2 separate regions of the Homo sapiens genome follow, and region 2 is linked to region 1. A link is a contact called in ENCODE Hi-C data. All regions are on one chromosome and are shown on one strand. Each heading gives the region's core, a stretch centred on a gene start or an enhancer-like site at or near the end of the contact. The rest is flanking DNA. Distances are from core to core; before and after follow the strand shown.

Region 1 (7,713 bases), core at 4,209-6,708:
TCTTGCCTCAGCAGCCCAAGTAGCTGGGACTACAAGCGAGCACCACCACACCTGGCTAATTTTTGTATTTTTTTAGTAGAGACGGGGTTTCACTGTGTTAGCGAGGATGGTCTCGATCTCCTGACCTCATGATCCACCCACCTTGGCCGCCCAAAGTGCTGGGATTACAGGCGTGAGCCACTGCGCCCGGCTTCTTTTTTTTTTGAGATGGAGTCTTGCCCTGTTGCCCAGGCTGGAGTGCAATGGCGCAATCTCGGCTCACTGCAACCTCTGCCTCCAAGGTTCAAGAGATTCTCCTGCCTCAGCCTCCCGAGTACCTGCGATTACAGGCACATGCCACCACACCCAGCTTATTTTTTGTATTTTTAGTAGAGACGGGGTTTCACCATGTTGGCCAGGCTGGTCTCGAACTCCTGACCTCATGATCTGCCCACCTCGGCCTCCCAAAGTGCTGGGATTACAGGTGTGAGCCACCGCACCCAGCCGAGTTCTGCCTTCTGTGACCTTAGCCTGTGAGCTTGGCTCTGCATGCAGTCAAATGGCGTCATAACCATTCCCACTTCCTTGGGTACAGGGCAGGGCTTGGCACAGGCTCAGCTCCCTGGCATCATAAGGCTTGGCTATTGAAGTTATTGTGAATAGGCCACACCAAGCAGCTATTGGTGTGCCTGTTGGTTTGCAGGGATCGGCTTCGGGGACCGGACTAGCACCTTCTGTGGCACCCCGGAGTTCCTGGCTCCCGAGGTGCTGACCCAGGAGGCATACACACGGGCTGTGGACTGGTGGGGGCTGGGTGTGCTGCTCTACGAGATGCTGGTGGGTGAGGTGAGTGCTGGAGCCTGTTTCCTGGGCCTCTGGGTGGGGGTGGGGTGGCCCGTGCATCCTGCTGAGCCCCCATCTCCACAGTGCCCGTTCCCAGGGGACACAGAGGAAGAGGTGTTTGACTGCATCGTCAACATGGACGCCCCCTACCCCGGCTTTCTGTCGGTGCAAGGGCTTGAGTTCATTCAGAAGGTAAGCACTGCGGGGTCTGGGGCTGGGCTGGATGGCCGCTCAAGGCCCATGTGCCCTCTGCCGTGGGACAGCAGACCCCCTGCCACCCATCCTTAGAGCGCTCTGGGCCAGCGTGCTTGGGGCCTGTGGATGATGGCAGTGCCTGGGGCTGAATGCCCTAAGTGAGCGCCTGTCCTATTGCCCAGCTCCTCCAGAAGTGCCCGGAGAAGCGCCTCGGGGCAGGTGAGCAGGATGCCGAGGAGATCAAGGTCCAGCCATTCTTCAGGGTGAGCGGCTGGGGTGGCGGTGGTCCCCTGTGCCTGGCAGGGTAGGTGGCATGGAGTGACTCCTGGAGCTGCTGTTCCTGCCGTCTCAGGCGCCTCTCCTTTGCCCTCAGACCACCAACTGGCAAGCCCTGCTCGCCCGCACCATCCAGCCCCCCTTCGTGCCTACCCTGTGTGGCCCTGCGGACCTGCGCTACTTTGAGGGCGAGTTCACAGGGCTGCCGCCTGCCCTGACCCCACCTGCACCCCACAGCCTCCTCACTGCCCGCCAACAGGCCGCCTTCCGGGACTTCGACTTTGTGTCAGAGCGATTCCTGGAACCCTGAGGGCATCTCCTGGCACCTCTGTCCCCTTCCCCCACAGACTGTTAGAGCCTCTGCTCGTTCACCCGTGCGCCCTGCCTGGAGGTCCAGGCCTTGCTGGGTACTTCTGAGCCCTTGGGATTCAAAGTGGCAGCCATGGGGCCACTGTTGTGGGCTTTGCTCAGTGTCACTGGGCAAAGTGTGTCCCTTCCCCCTCCAGCTCGCCCTCTTCTACCTCCCAGCGAGACCTGGCCCAGAAAGGGTGCCGCAGCAAGGAGTGATATGGTTTGTCTTTTTAAGACTGGACTTGCTTTATATTAAATTTGTAAAAGTGTGCACTGGCAGCAGCCTGGGCGGGGCTGGGGTGGAGCCCGGGGTCTGCTTGGGCCTGAGCCACCCACAGGTCCTTTTCTTCCCCTTCTTCCTTGGAAGGCAGAACTGCCCACCAAGGCAGGGATCTGTCTGACTTGAAGCTCCGTTCTGGGGTCTGGGAGGCGTGGGCAGGAGTGAGGGCCCCAGGCCCTCTGAGCGCTCACCCCAGCTGGGGACAGGCCCCGTGGTTTTCAGGCACAAGACGGTAGCCCGGCCTCCAGCAACCCTAAACAGCTGGGCTGCTGCCCTCTTCCTCCTCCTCAGCCCAGAGGGTCTCCCAGGACCCTGAGGGCCATCCACAGAAGAAGTGGGCCAGGTTGCGGGTCAGGCCTCGGTCGAAGGGGTTGCTGGGGCGCTGGCGGAGATAGGCGATGCGGTGTGAGGAGATGAATTCCCAGGTGGTGGTGTTGCTGGCCACCAGGTAGAGGTGCGAGACGAGGAGCAGGCTGGCCACCAACGAGAAGAGGGACAGCAGCAGGAAGGTGGCGAACAGGAGCCCGCTGGACCGCAACCACTGACCCCAGGGCTGGAAGAACCGGAGGCCTGACCTGCGGTGCAGGGGACAGGGGCCTGGTGCTGGGGGAGGGCAGGGGAGCCCTTCCCTCCCCATGCCGGGTCCCTGGGAGTCCTGGCTCTGTCCACCCCTGTGGGAGCATTCATCCCACCCTCCCTCTACACCCGGGCAGCAGCACCCACCATGCCAGGTACAGGCCCCACAGAAGCACCACCAGCTGCAGCGCCAGGTAGACCACAAAGAGTGGGTGGTTGCGCTCTCCCACACAGTTCTCCATCCAGGGGCAGTGGTGGTCGTAGCGGCGGACGCAACGGCGGCACTCACGGCAGTGCCGAGCCCTCAGGGGCTGCTGTGGGCATGGAGGAGAGTGGAGGCTCAGTGCCAGCCCTGCTGTGGGCCCACCACTGAGGGAAGGAATCAGGGCCTGATTCTGGAAGGCCTTCTTGGAGGAGGGGCGAGGCCCAGGCAGTGGGGCAGGAGGAGGTCGAGGAGTCTCAGCTTTGGCCCAACCTCTCCCACGGGTGTCCGTGCATCACTCACCAGCACCAGGCAGTATCTGCAGCGCCGAAGAGGGATGGCTGGAGGAACCATGGCTGTCTGCTCCTCTTTGAGCTCCTCCTGGAATGAGGGGTGGGGTGTAAGACAGGGTCCCCTTGGGAGACAGATGGCATTGGCGGGCAGCTCCCCTAGGGGCCGGCTTAGCTCTGGGTATGGAGTTTGGGACCCATCCCATGCAGAATGGAGGTGTGGGGTATGGCGGAGCACCCTGGACTGAGGGCGGCTGTGTATGTTTGCAAGTCTCTTCCTTCTCTGGGGCCCAGCAGTTTCCTCACTACTGTAGATGGGGCTCTAGGGGTGGCAAGAGGAGTCACTGAACTGCTCCCACAAGAGCCTGCAGCACAGAGCCTGGCATGGAGACTGGTGCTGGTTGTTAGGTCCCTGTTGGTGAGAGTAGGGGCCCCTGGTTACCTGAGGCTGGGGCTGCACATTCACGTAGCCAGGGTCCATGAGTGACACAGCGAGGTAGAGCAGCAGGGAGCCCAGCACCAGGAGCAGGAAGGTGAGGGGCAGGAGCAGCTCCCCCTGCTCCTCCCATTGCCGCAGCTCTGGAGAGGCCGGAGAGCACAGTGAGGCTGGGCCGGGTAGAACAGGAGTGGGTGGGGTTGGGGTGCAGTTGGAGGTGGGGAAGTGTGTTCCTGGCTGAGCAAAGGCCTGGAGATGTTGGTTCCATGAGTGGCTGTGTGTGGCCAGCAGTTCATCTGCACTTTTATCTGGAGGGTCAGAGGGAACCATGGAAGGTTATAGAGCCAGATCTGTTTTGGAAAACCTCATTGCTAAAGAAATGGATCAGGGGAAGCCTGGGGGCAGAGAATCTGGCCAGGAGGAAGAAGAGAGTCGCTACAAAGGCCTGGCAGGAAGTGAGGGAGGAAGGAATGGACAGGGGGCTGCTGGGTCAAGGGAGCCAGACCTGACTGGATGTGGGAGAGAGGGAAGAGGGGTCCAGCGTCTCTGGCTCTGCAATGGTGAGAGACTGGTTAGGTCTGAAATGCCTGAGAGAGATACAGTGGGAAGGGTGCAGCTGGCAGGCTCAGATGCTGCAGAGGGGCATACGGAAGGGTCCAGCAGGCTTCAGCCCAGGGAGGTGACAGGATTTTGGGGAGGTAGGGTGCAGGGCAAGGAGTGAGGGGGCATGAGACCACCAGACAGCAGAGTGTAGACAAATCCTGTGTCCCTTGGTTGTAAGGGGGAGCAGAGAAGAAAGGGTGGGTTTTGAGGGGGGTTTTCTGATACGGAGACCTGAGCAAGTTTTTAGGCTAAAGGGTGAAGGTGGTGGAGGAGGTCTGTCTTGGGAGGAAAGCCAGAAGGGGCCCCAGTCCAGAAACTGAGGCTGGACCGCCATGGAAGGAGGGCTGGGGTCTGCTGTGGGGGACAGTGGGGGAGGCTGCCTGTGGCAGGTGAGGCGCTGGGTAGGGGGCTACTAAGAGGAATGAGGGAAATGGAGGTGGGTGGGTGGGTGAATCTGTGGGAAGATGGGAGACAGGCCGCACCCCATGGAGTGTTCTCTGGCCTGAGGGTTTGCCTGGACTTGGGCAGCTAGTGGCCATGGGGGTGTGGGGGGTGTGGGTGTGGGCAGAATGCCAATCTTTGCATCTAGTTGAGCCTCCTAATCGTATGGATAGGAAGATTTGGGGTCAGTTCCTGGGAAGGATCATGTGGGTCCCAGGATCAGGGGACATGGGGCTCAAGTCGGTCCTTGGATCTGGTGGGCACCGGCTGGGTCCTGGGATGGACAGGGCATTTGGCAATGATCAGGAAGATGCTGGGATTAATTAGGGATCAACGGGGTATCAGACAGAGAGCAGGTGGCTCTTGGAATGATAGATGGGGAGAGGGCTTCAGGAGCTGGTGGAGATCGGGCCAATCCCAGGATCTCCAGGGATTAGGCGGGAGACCCAGTGTGACCAGAACGTCTGGGGAAGTACGCGGGATCGGGTGGGTCCGGGGTCGCTCGGGGTCCGGCTCACCGGTATCGTGCAGGAAGAGCACCAGCGTGATTCCCCAGGTCAGCACGGTGTGCCCGGTCCGCACCAGGACCCCAGGGCTGAGGAGCGCCCAGGGCGCCATCGCCTCGGCCCGGGGCCCCACCCGGAAGAAGCGCCCAGAGGGGCGGGCCCTCCGAGGGAGGGGAACGCCGCCGCCCGGGGACTGGTGGATCTAGGCGTTGGGCGGGGCCGGACTGGGTCAGGGAGGCTGCCTATTGGATGGCATCTGCGGCCGAATGGACCCTCAAGCCAACAGGTGCCTGAAGAGGCTGAGGGTGGGGCCGGCGCGCGCGCAGCTGGTAACTCCCTCAACTCCAGCCCCACCCGCCAGGTAACTTTTGAAAGCGCCGGAGCGCGCGCGCACCTCCCCCGCGCTCCGCTGTGCCCTCCCCCGCGTTCCCCTGTGCCCGCCCTCGCAGCCTCGCGCATGCGCGTAGCTCCCTGGGCGCTTCGAAGATCCAGCGGCTTGCTGTGAGTCCGGGAGGCAAAATTGTACCCATTTCAAAGATGTGATGACTAAAGTCTCGAGAGGGCCAAGGCTCGCCCAAGGTTGCTCTGTGGTGACAGCTTTACCTCCTTGCTATGTATTCTCAGATATTGCAAACGGACGAGAGAAAAGTGGAGGTACGTGGTGCACATTCTGACTATGGGTGATCCAACTTAGGCGGGAGTCAGAAATCCCAGCACTGCCCCTTCCTACCTGTGTGACCCTGGGCGAGTTACTGAGCCCCTCTGAGCTGTTTTCTGTCTCTATAAGGGGGATTACAATAGTGTCTTCCTCCTAAGGTGTTTGGGAGGATTAAATAATGGAAGCGCCTTGTCTAGCACGGGACTGTCTTGCCTCTCCTGCTGTGAGCCACCACCTACAGGCGGACTTTCCTCACCGGAGGCTGCAGGCTGTCCTCCTTCCCTGTGTCCCCAGGGCCTTCTCCACTCAGCCCCGCCTTTCCACAGCACCTCCCACTGATACCAGCATCCTCCTCCGCCTCCCTCTGATTGGCCCCATCCCAGCTCCTCCAGGATACTCCTCTGACATCTGTTGTTTTTCTCAGCTCAACATCCTTTTTTTGGTTGGGGAATCGACTTCCCATCCCATGTGATTGGAGGGACTGCCCCTCACCCCATAGGATGGCGAGCGGCAGGCTGTGGGCTTTCGACTCTGCAGAACCAATCACAGGCCTTCCATGAGATTACTGTCTAGATGCTGAGAGGAAGGAGCATTCTTTTGGATCTCAAGCCTAAGGAATGGGATATAAGGCAACTGGGAGCCGTCTTTACGCTGGGCGGAGAGGGCTTACCCTGTCTGTGGCTGGAGAAAATGAGACCAACTTATAAAGACACATAGAGATGGATAAGCAGCACTAAAGGAGGGAGCAAGAGATGGTCTGAACAACATTGTCTGAGCCCTCTAGATCCGGCTGTCCCTGAAGCTGATACTGACTCTGCATCCCCTGGTTGCAAGAGTCAATGAATGCCCACCTTTTTTTTTTTTTTTTTTTTGAGACAGAGCCTCACTCTGTTGCCTAGGCTGGAGTGCAGTGGCGCGATCTGGGCTCACTGCAACCTCCACCTCCCAAGTTCAAGTGATTCTCCTGCCTCAGCCTCCCAAGTAGCTGGGGTTACAGGCACATGCCACCACGCCCAGCTAATTTTTGTATTTTTAGTAGAGACAGGGTTTCACTATGTTGTCCAGGCTGGTCTCGAATTCCTGACTTCAAGTGATCTGCCTAACTCAGCCTCTCAAAGTGCTGGGATTACAGGTGTGAGCCACCATGCCTGGCCCCAATTCCCACCTTTGACTAGCCTGAGTAGATGTTTGAGTTGGGTGTCTGTCATTTGCAGCTAAGTCTTGACTACTGCACTGGGTGCAGGATCTGATGTGCTCAGTGGGGACATCCAGCACATTATCCACTCAGCACATAATTCTGAAGCTTCCGTGGGTTAGGCACTGTGCTAGTATCAAACATCCCAACACTAGTTCAAATAGTAAGGCCAGATTTTAATTAACAATATACTACTGATAGGGCGGAGAGCCCAGTGTGAACCAACTGAAACTTCTGTTTGTGCAGAGGTGACTGATGTTTTTTGTGGTTTTGGTTTTCTGCTTTCTTGAGATGGGGTCTCGCTATGGCCTCAAACTCCTGACCTGAGGCAATCTTCCCCCTCAGCCTCCAGAGTAGCTGGGACTGCAGGCGTGCTCCACCATGTCTGGCTTAAAGGGAGAATGAGGGAGTGGAGGGAAACGGTGAGGGCTTCAGCAGAATAAGGGAAATGAAAAATTCCAAAGGGTTGGTCATGGTAAATGTGATTAGGCAGCTCCGCGTGCTCGCTGGCAATGGTGAAAGTTAGGACTCTGTTCTCCTGCAGAGACTGGGAGACAGAGGCTCTGTCCTTCCTGATATTACATTTCAATAGAATGGCCTTCAGGTCCTTGAAAAAGACACTTCTGAGTTGTAGGAGATACACACTCATCTCAAATGGACAGAGGAAGGATCACAATTGTAAGTTCCCATCCCACCACACTTTTTTTTTTTTTTTTGAGACGGAGTTTCGCTCTTGTTGCCCAGGCTGGAATGCAATGGCGGGCTCTCGGCTCACTGCAACCTCTGCCTCCCAGGTTCAAGCGATTCTCCTGCCTCAGCCTCCCAAGTAGCTGGGATTACAGGCACCCGCCACCATGCCCAGCGAATTTTGTATTTTTAGTA
Region 2 (7,713 bases), core at 3,525-6,024, 510 kb before region 1:
GGGTCAAGATCTGGCTGGAAATATCCTGCCCTCACCCCCAAGCTCACTGCCATCCTCCAGGAAACCCACCGTCCAACTCTCTCCCCGCTGCCTCTTCTGGTGACGAGGCTGTGGGAGTCCAGCCTGTGGTCTCAGCATGCCCAGCAAGCTATCGTTATTTATAATCATAGTAGCCACGATTGGTTCAGCCATCAGTCTGTATAAGCCTCACAGCAACCCATTTTACTGATGTGGAAACTGAGGCTCAGAGAGGTATGGTCATTTGTGCACAGCCACACAGCTCCTACATGACAGCTCAGACATTCAATGTGGGGTCCATCTGACATCAGAGCCCAAAAAAGAGGAGGCATAGAAGAATGACCGGCACTGGGTGCACGCCCAGTTAAGCACGTTACTTCCTGGGGTCATTTGCATTCAGCAGGGCCTGGGAACCAGGATCCCAGAGCTCTGATCCCAAGTCTCAGGTCCTAGAGTAGGGGTAGGGGTAGGGGTCACATCAGCCCTTGGGTTCAGTTTCTCCAGACCCCTCTCACGGTGACAACTCCAGTTCAGACAGGGAGTGTGGCATTTGGGGTTCCTGAGAGGTGTTTGTTTCGTCCCCTCATGTTTCACGTTTGAAGGTGCCTCTGCAGATGGCCAGGCACAGCCTCCCTGGGAACCCACCATCTGCTCCAAATGAGTGGGGAGAACTGGCATGCCAGCAGCCGCCCCTCCCACGCTGGGCACAGCACGCGGCCTCCGAGGCTGGTGGGCCTGATACTTTTCTCTGGGCACCTGTTCTGTCCTCCCTTAGCCTAACCAGGAGCTGGAGGCTGGATCTAGTCTGGATCCCCACTGGGGAGAAGGAGGGCCACCTAGGGGACCCTTAAACAGAGGGCTAAAGTGGGACAGTGTGTCCAGGTGAAAGGGAAGAGCTAGGGAGCTGCTGAGTCATGCACATTCCTTCTCGTGTTGCCTGCACGCCTACTACGTGCGGGGCCTGTGCCAGGCAGGAACCCGGAAGTGAGTGAGGAGCTCATTGTCCGGACCTGGGGACCTGCTGGTCCTCCCCACTGTCAGTCCAGACGTGAGACTGGGAAGCAGACCTCTCGGGTCCTGGCACCAGGCACCAGGCCAAGGAAAGGCCAATGTAGGATTCGATGAAGGAGCCAGCCTGGCACTGGCTCCTCAGCATGGGGCAGATGGTCCTTAAACTTAACACGGAGTGTGGAAACCACCTGAGGATCCATTTAAAACCCAGATTCTGCCTCCCCATGAAGCCCTCTTGAGATTCTAGCCCAGCATGCCTGAGGAGCATGCGTCTGGACAAACTACCCAAGGCATTCTGATGCAGGCCGCGTGAGGGCCTCACTTTGAGAACCTGGGCCATGACAGAGATGGGCCACCTCCCCATCTGGGCACCAGGAGATCTTGGCTCTGGGAGGGGTTGACCCCCAGACATGGCCCTGCCTCTAGTCTCTGCTTCCCAGAAGCTACTTGCCCTTTAAGTAGCCCTGGGGAGGCAGCAGGCAGCTGGCCCAGACCCTGACCACCCAGCATTCTTGCCAGCTGGGCCCTGGGCTCCCCACACCCGCTATGTGGCACCTTGGAGACCTCCACCCCTCAGGCTCACCAGGGCTGCGTGGGCCTGTCTGCTCAAGGAGAGGCCTCTCAGGGAAGAACTCCAGGGAAAGTCCACGTCTCTGTGTGGGGGACTCTTTGTGGGGAGTCCCATCCTTTCCAGCCCCTCCTGCAGTTTCCATGGCAACTACTGTTGCCATGGTGTTGCTGGTGAGGAGCTGGTGGAGAAGAGGGTGGACCCCCGGCCCCCACACCCACCCCAGCTTCTATGAGAACAGCTGTTCTATCTCCACAGCCCTGGGGGACTCCCAAAACTGGAAGTCACGCCCCCAAAGGAGTCTTTGAGTAAAGGATGGGAGAGATTGAGACCGGAAGTCCTCCCACCCCCCAGCAAACCCCCTCCCTCTGTGCCGCCTGGCACACCTCTGTTCTAGCACATACCACGCTGCATTGCATTATCTGTTTACTTGTCTGTCTCTCCCACCACACTGTGAGTTCCTCAGGGTGGGAACTGTCTGACTCATCATCTCCCATCCCCAGAGCCCGGCACAGGGCCCGGCACAGACTGAATTTAATTGAATTACATAAAAAGCCAAGTCTGGCTTCTTGGGTTTGAGACAGCACCATTGAATGAGGAAGTTTCCAGGCTGAGGGTCCAACAGACACTCAGCTTTGAATCCCCACTCTGCTGTGTGACCTTGGGTGAGTCACTTCACCTCTCTGAGCCTCAGCTGCTTCCTCTGTAAAATGATAATCTCTATATCAGAGCACAGATTCGAGGACTTGGAGATTCAATCAGAATTTATTGAGTGCCCCTTGTGTGCTAAGCCCTGTCCTGGGCACTGGGATACAGTGGCAGACAGAAAGAGGCTGCCCTGCTCACTGTCTGGCAAGAATGAAAAGCATTTGCCTGGTGCGCAGAAATGATGAATATACACAGGGCTTACCATCCTTCTCCTTCTCCAGTATAATTCCTGACTCCTCCCCAGCAGCGTCCACTTCCCCAGACGTGAGGCAGTGGAGAGGCTTCAAGAGGGGGCTTTGAACCTAGGAGCTCTGGGTCTAGTCTGTTGTACCTAAGACCCTTAGCTCCTGACCCTGGGGTGCAAGAAGACTTGTGAGTCTGGGTCAGGCTCTGGGCTGGGAGCAAGAGACCTGGGTTCCACCTCTGGCTCTGTAGAGCTTGAATGTATCTTTTTCCCTCCCTGGGCCTCTCCATGAATAAGGCGCTGGCTGTGTCTCAATGGTCCCTCGGGCTTCAACCTGTTCCCCCCTTTCCTGGGCCCTGGAGATCCCATGACTGGCAATTCTGACATCCTGATTCCTGGAGAGGCCTTCACCCTTGTGCTTGCGCCAGCTGGAGGGTGGTGCAGAGGGAGGTGGATGAAAAGAGCTGACTGGACAGAGAACCGGCACCCACAAGAGTCAGCCAAAAGGACAGCTGAGGTTGACATTGGCACGAGCAGATGTCTAAGCTATAGACTGTCAGGTCTGGGGACGGGGGATGACTTTGGGACCTCTCAGTCCAGTCCTTCAAAGGCGGCTCGGTTCACAGGGGGCTGAAGGGCAGGGGAGTGTCACTGCAGAGTCAAATATATCCGAGACCAGGGTCTGCTCTGCCAGATACTGGCTGTGCAACCTGAATGTCTCTAAGGTGCAGCTCCCTCATCTGCAAAATGGGGGTAATAACAGCACCTGCCTCATGGGGCTACAGTATGGAGCCCCACTAAGCGCCTGGCATGCAGTAGGCACTAAGAAGCATGAGTTTTTTTGTTTCTTTGTGGGTTTTTTTGAGGTGGAGTTTTGCTCTTGTCGCCTAGGCTGGAGTGCAATGGCGCGATCTTGGCTCACCGTAACCTCCGCCTCCCGGGTTCAAACAATTCTCCTGCCTCAGCCTCCCAAATAGCTGAGATTACAGGTGCCTGACACCCCGCCGGCTAATTTTTTTGTATTTTTAGTAGAGACAGGGTTTCACCATGTTGGCCAGGCTGGTCTCAAACTCCTGACCTCAGGTGATCCGCCCGCCTCAGCCTCCAAAGTGCTGGGATTACAGGCGTGAGCCACCGCGCCCGGCCCATGAGTCCTTTTCCTTGCCACCTCCTTCCCCACTCTTCTTCAACCCTAGCCATATGGAGCCTGGAGAAGGGGAAGTGAGATGCTGCCCTGCCCCACAGCGGAAGGGAGGGGAGAAGTTACAGCTCTGTTTCCTGGGATCCACTCTGTGGGCATTGGACACATAGGCATGTGGGAGACCCCATGCCTCAGTTTTCTGGGGCTGAATGGCCGTGGCTGAGTTGGGGCAGGGACTTCCTATTGGTTCAAAACCAACACAGGACGTATCTAGGAGTTGATCCAGTCTCTTGGCAGCTCAGATGCATAAATTCTGTGACCCAGGCGACTTGAGGAAAAGTATTTTCCACCTTTCTGGGCTGCCATATGCTCTTAGTTACCTGAAGCCCCTGGGCTAAGGAGCGGTGGAGCCAGCACTTTGGAAGGAGCTTTGGCTTTCCCAGGGGCCGGACAGGTACCCCTGGGACAGAGGGCGCCCCCTCATATCTTGACCCTCCTTTGACCTCCAACTCATTGCAGGGACTTCTTGCCTCGAGGATCTGGCATTGTCACCCGACGTCCCCTGGTCTTGCAGCTGGTCAATGCAACCACAGGTACGTGCCCTCCTTCACCAGCAGCCAGGCCTGCCCACTCCAGCCTCTCCCCCGTCCCCAAGCTGAGGGCCAGCCTGGCCACGAACTTGCTTGCTGTGTGACTGTGGGCCTCGTTCCCCTTAGGGATAGCGGGGATCAAAATACATAATGGAGACGTGGGTGGTGGTTCTGCTTGGGTGTGTCTAGGGGGTTCTATTACCGGTGGGAGATGAAAACCCCCAGGTGGGGTTCCAGACCTTGATGCCTACTGCCCTTCCCCTGCCCGCTTCTGGAGCAGAATATGCCGAGTTCCTGCACTGCAAGGGAAAGAAATTCACCGACTTCGAGGAGGTGCGCCTTGAGATCGAGGCCGAGACCGACAGGGTCACCGGCACCAACAAGGGCATCTCGCCGGTGCCTATCAACCTCCGCGTCTACTCGCCGCACGGTGAGGACCCTGGCCCCGCCCTAACCTCTAAGAATCATTTTCTTGGCCACGCACCTCTGCGTGCCTCGCTCCTCCTGCAGACTCCGCCCCTAGAATGACCCTGCCTCTGCATCATCCTATTCCAAGCTCCACCCTGCCGTGATTCCGCCCACTTCCGGCCACGCCTCCAACAGACTGCCACTTTCGCCCTGAGATTTCCTAGTCCCACCCACCTGCCACCCTGCTCCCAAGCAGCTTCTCTAACCCCGCCCTATTCTTTAACCTCGCCCGCGGCCACGCCCCTCGCCTTGAGCCCGCCCTCTCGCCGCCCTGTCCAGTGCTGAACCTGACCCTGGTGGACCTGCCCGGAATGACCAAGGTCCCGGTGGGGGACCAACCTCCCGACATCGAGTTCCAGATCCGAGACATGCTTATGCAGTTTGTCACCAAGGAGAACTGCCTCATCCTGGCCGTGTCCCCCGCCAACTCTGACCTGGCCAATTCTGACGCCCTCAAGGTCGCCAAGGAGGTGGACCCCCAGGGTAGGTTCCCACCCGGTGGCCAATGCACAAAACCCCAGGCTTGCAGGCTGTCTATTCTTAGTGTAAAGGGGAGCCTCTGAACGGTCTAAGAATAGCGGTGGGATCAGATTTGTACCTTTAAAAATCACTTTGGGGGTCAGGCATGGTAGCTCATGCCTGTAATCCCAGCACTTTGGGAGGCCAAGCCGGGAGGATTGCTTGAGCCCAGGAGTTCGAGACAAGGCTGGGCAACCTAGTGAGACCCCATTTCTACAAAAAATTTAAAAATTAGCCGGGCACCGTGGTGCACGCTTGTGGTCCCAGCTACTCGTGAGGCTGAGGCCAGAGAATCACTTGAGCCCAGGAGGTTGAGGCTGCAGTGAGCCCTACTCGCACCACTGCAGTCCAGCATGGGCAAGAGTGAGACCCTGTCTCAAAAAAGAAAAAAAGGCTGGGTGCAGTGGCTCATGCCTGTAATCCCAGCACTTTGGGAGGCCAACTTGGGAGGATCGCTTGAAGCCAGGAGTTGGAAACCAGCCTGGCAACAAAGCGAGATCCCATCTCTAACAAATAAAAAAACAAGAAGAATAAATAAAAATCATTTTGGCTACTCTGTGGAAAATGAATAAGGGGGAAAGAGAGGAGGCAGTGAGCAGGCAGGGGGCCGAGGAGAGCAGGGGGATGGGAGTGGGAGTGCATGGAATTGTGTGTGAGAGCGGGTGCAGCTGTAGACGGCCCTCCTGCTGGTGCACCCAGGCCAGCGCACCATCGGGGTCATCACCAAGCTGGACCTGATGGACGAGGGCACAGATGCCCGTGATGTGCTGGAGAACAAGCTGCTCCCCCTGCGCAGAGGTAAGCAGGCCATGCCCCTCAACCACTCCCCAGCCCTTCCCCACCCTTCCCCTCCTCTTGAGGCTGGTTGCCCTGACCTTGATACTGTTCACAGGCTACATTGGAGTGGTGAACCGGAGCCAGAAGGACATTGATGGCAAGAAGGACATTACCGCCGCCTTGGCTGCTGAACGAAAGTTCTTCCTCTCCCATCCATCTTATCGCCACTTGGCTGACCGTATGGGCACGCCCTACCTGCAGAAGGTCCTCAATCAGGTAGGCGACCAAGCCAGGATGGGGCCTGGGGAAACAAGCATGAAAACAGGATAAATTAAGTGTGTTCTGAGAGTGAACAGCAGAGGTTAGCCTCTCCGTAGTGCAGATAGACAAACTGAGCCTCAGAAAAGCAAAGCAACTTGCCCACAGCCCCACAGCTAGGTAGCAGCAAAGCTTCACTGACCTTTCCCTGTCTGGGACCTGCCAGGGAAGCCCTGGAAGTCCCCAACACAGAGAAGGCCAAGACCTATGTGGAGGGTGTCATGGGGAAGAGCTTGGGTTTGGGGGCCAGGATTCAAGTATACTCGGCTGAAGACCTTGACAGGGAATCCCAGGGGCTTCCCCAGGACTTTTCTCCATCTGGAATGGGGCATCCAGAACTGAAGTGCGCGCGCGCGCGCGTGTGTGTGTGTGTGTGTGTGTGTGTCTGTCTGACTGTCTGTCTGTGTAGGCAAGACCTGGTTTCCAATCCCAGTTTTGTCACTCCCCCTCTGAGACACTCTCTCTGGCTCTCTGAGCCTCTATTTCTTTTTTCTTTATTTGTTTTCTTTCTTTCTTTCTTTCTTTCTTTCTTTCTTTCTTTCTTTCTTTCTTTTCTTTTCTTTCTTTCTTTCCTTTCTTCTTTCTTTCTTTCTCTTTCTTTCTTTCTTTCCCTTCCTTCCTTCCTTCCTTCCTTTCTTTCTCTTTCTTTCTTTCTCTCTTTCTTTCTCTCTTTCTCTCTTTCTTTCTCTCTTTCTCTCTTTCTCTCTTTCTTTCTTTCTCTCTTAGATGGAGTTTTGCTCTTGTCACCCAGGCTGGAGTGCAATGGTGCGATCTCAGCTCACTGCAACCTCTGCCTCCTGGATTCAAGGGATTCTCCTACCTCAGCCTCCCAGGTAGCTGGGATTACAGGCACACACCACCACGCCTGGCTAATTTTTGTATTTTTAGTAGAGACGGGGTTTCACCATGTTAGCCAGGCTGGTCTCGTACTCCTGACATCAGGTGATCTGCCCGCCTTGGCCTCCCAAAGTGCTGGGATAACAGGCATGAGCCATAATCGTGCCTGGCCTCTGAGCCTCTATTTCTGCATCTGTAAAATGGAGACAATGGTGATCAGACCTGTTTCATAGGATTGTTGTAAAGGTTCAGGGAGATACTGTGTGGGGGCACCTAGTGAGCATGAGTGCTAGAACTTGAGAATGACCTTAAAGGAGGCTTTAAACCCAGAGGGTCCAAGGGGCAGCCCTCTGGCCACCCCTGCCTCAGACGCACGTCTAAAAATATTAAATTGGGATGGTATGGTGGTTCATGCCTGTAATCCCACCACTTTGGGAGGCTGAGGCGGGTGGATCACTTGAGGCCAAAAGTTCGACACCAGCCTGGCCAACAAGGCGAAAACCTGTACTAAAAATACAAAAAATTAGCTGGGCATGGTGGTGCACGCCTGTAGTCCCAGTTACTTGGGAGGCTG

Evidence for each region. Hi-C counts contacts between places; a loop is a spot of excess contacts on that map. Pooled maps may share reads with other maps.
Region 2: a pooled map shows a loop between it and region 1 (5-fold over the local background). The contact joins the enhancer-like site here to the promoter of ZDHHC12-DT in region 1. A Hi-C loop is called at or near these places in 5 of 50 pooled maps.

The regions. Positions count from the first base shown.
Region 1 is chr9:128,719,004-128,726,716 of GRCh38, forward strand. It overlaps ZDHHC12-DT (ZDHHC12 divergent transcript), which reads left to right and starts at 5,459. Exons shown (of 2, transcript NR_046240.1): 1 at 5,459-5,632. It overlaps ZDHHC12 (zDHHC palmitoyltransferase 12), which reads right to left and starts at 5,124. Exons shown (of 5, transcript NM_032799.5): 1 at 4,991-5,124; 2 at 3,435-3,571; 3 at 3,006-3,083; 4 at 2,648-2,814; 5 at 1,870-2,499. The coding sequence starts at 5,090. The coding sequence ends at 2,178. It overlaps PKN3 (protein kinase N3), which reads left to right. Exons shown (of 22, transcript NM_013355.5): 19 at 683-825; 20 at 907-1,014; 21 at 1,200-1,280; 22 at 1,391-1,913. The coding sequence ends at 1,603. RefSeq lists a silencer at 5,013-5,492.
Region 2 is chr9:128,214,082-128,221,794 of GRCh38, forward strand. DNM1 (dynamin 1) reads left to right here. Exons shown (of 22, transcript NM_004408.4): 2 at 4,150-4,223; 3 at 4,501-4,650; 4 at 4,968-5,171; 5 at 5,907-6,005; 6 at 6,100-6,260. Among named protein-coding and RNA genes, the nearest start is that of DNM1, 15 kb to the left of the region's middle. RefSeq lists enhancers at 3,743-4,699, 4,669-4,963, 4,700-5,655. Within about 2 kb of position 4,775, at least 5 of the 41 ENCODE cell types and tissues checked have a DNase peak (open chromatin) inside an H3K27ac peak, as active enhancers do.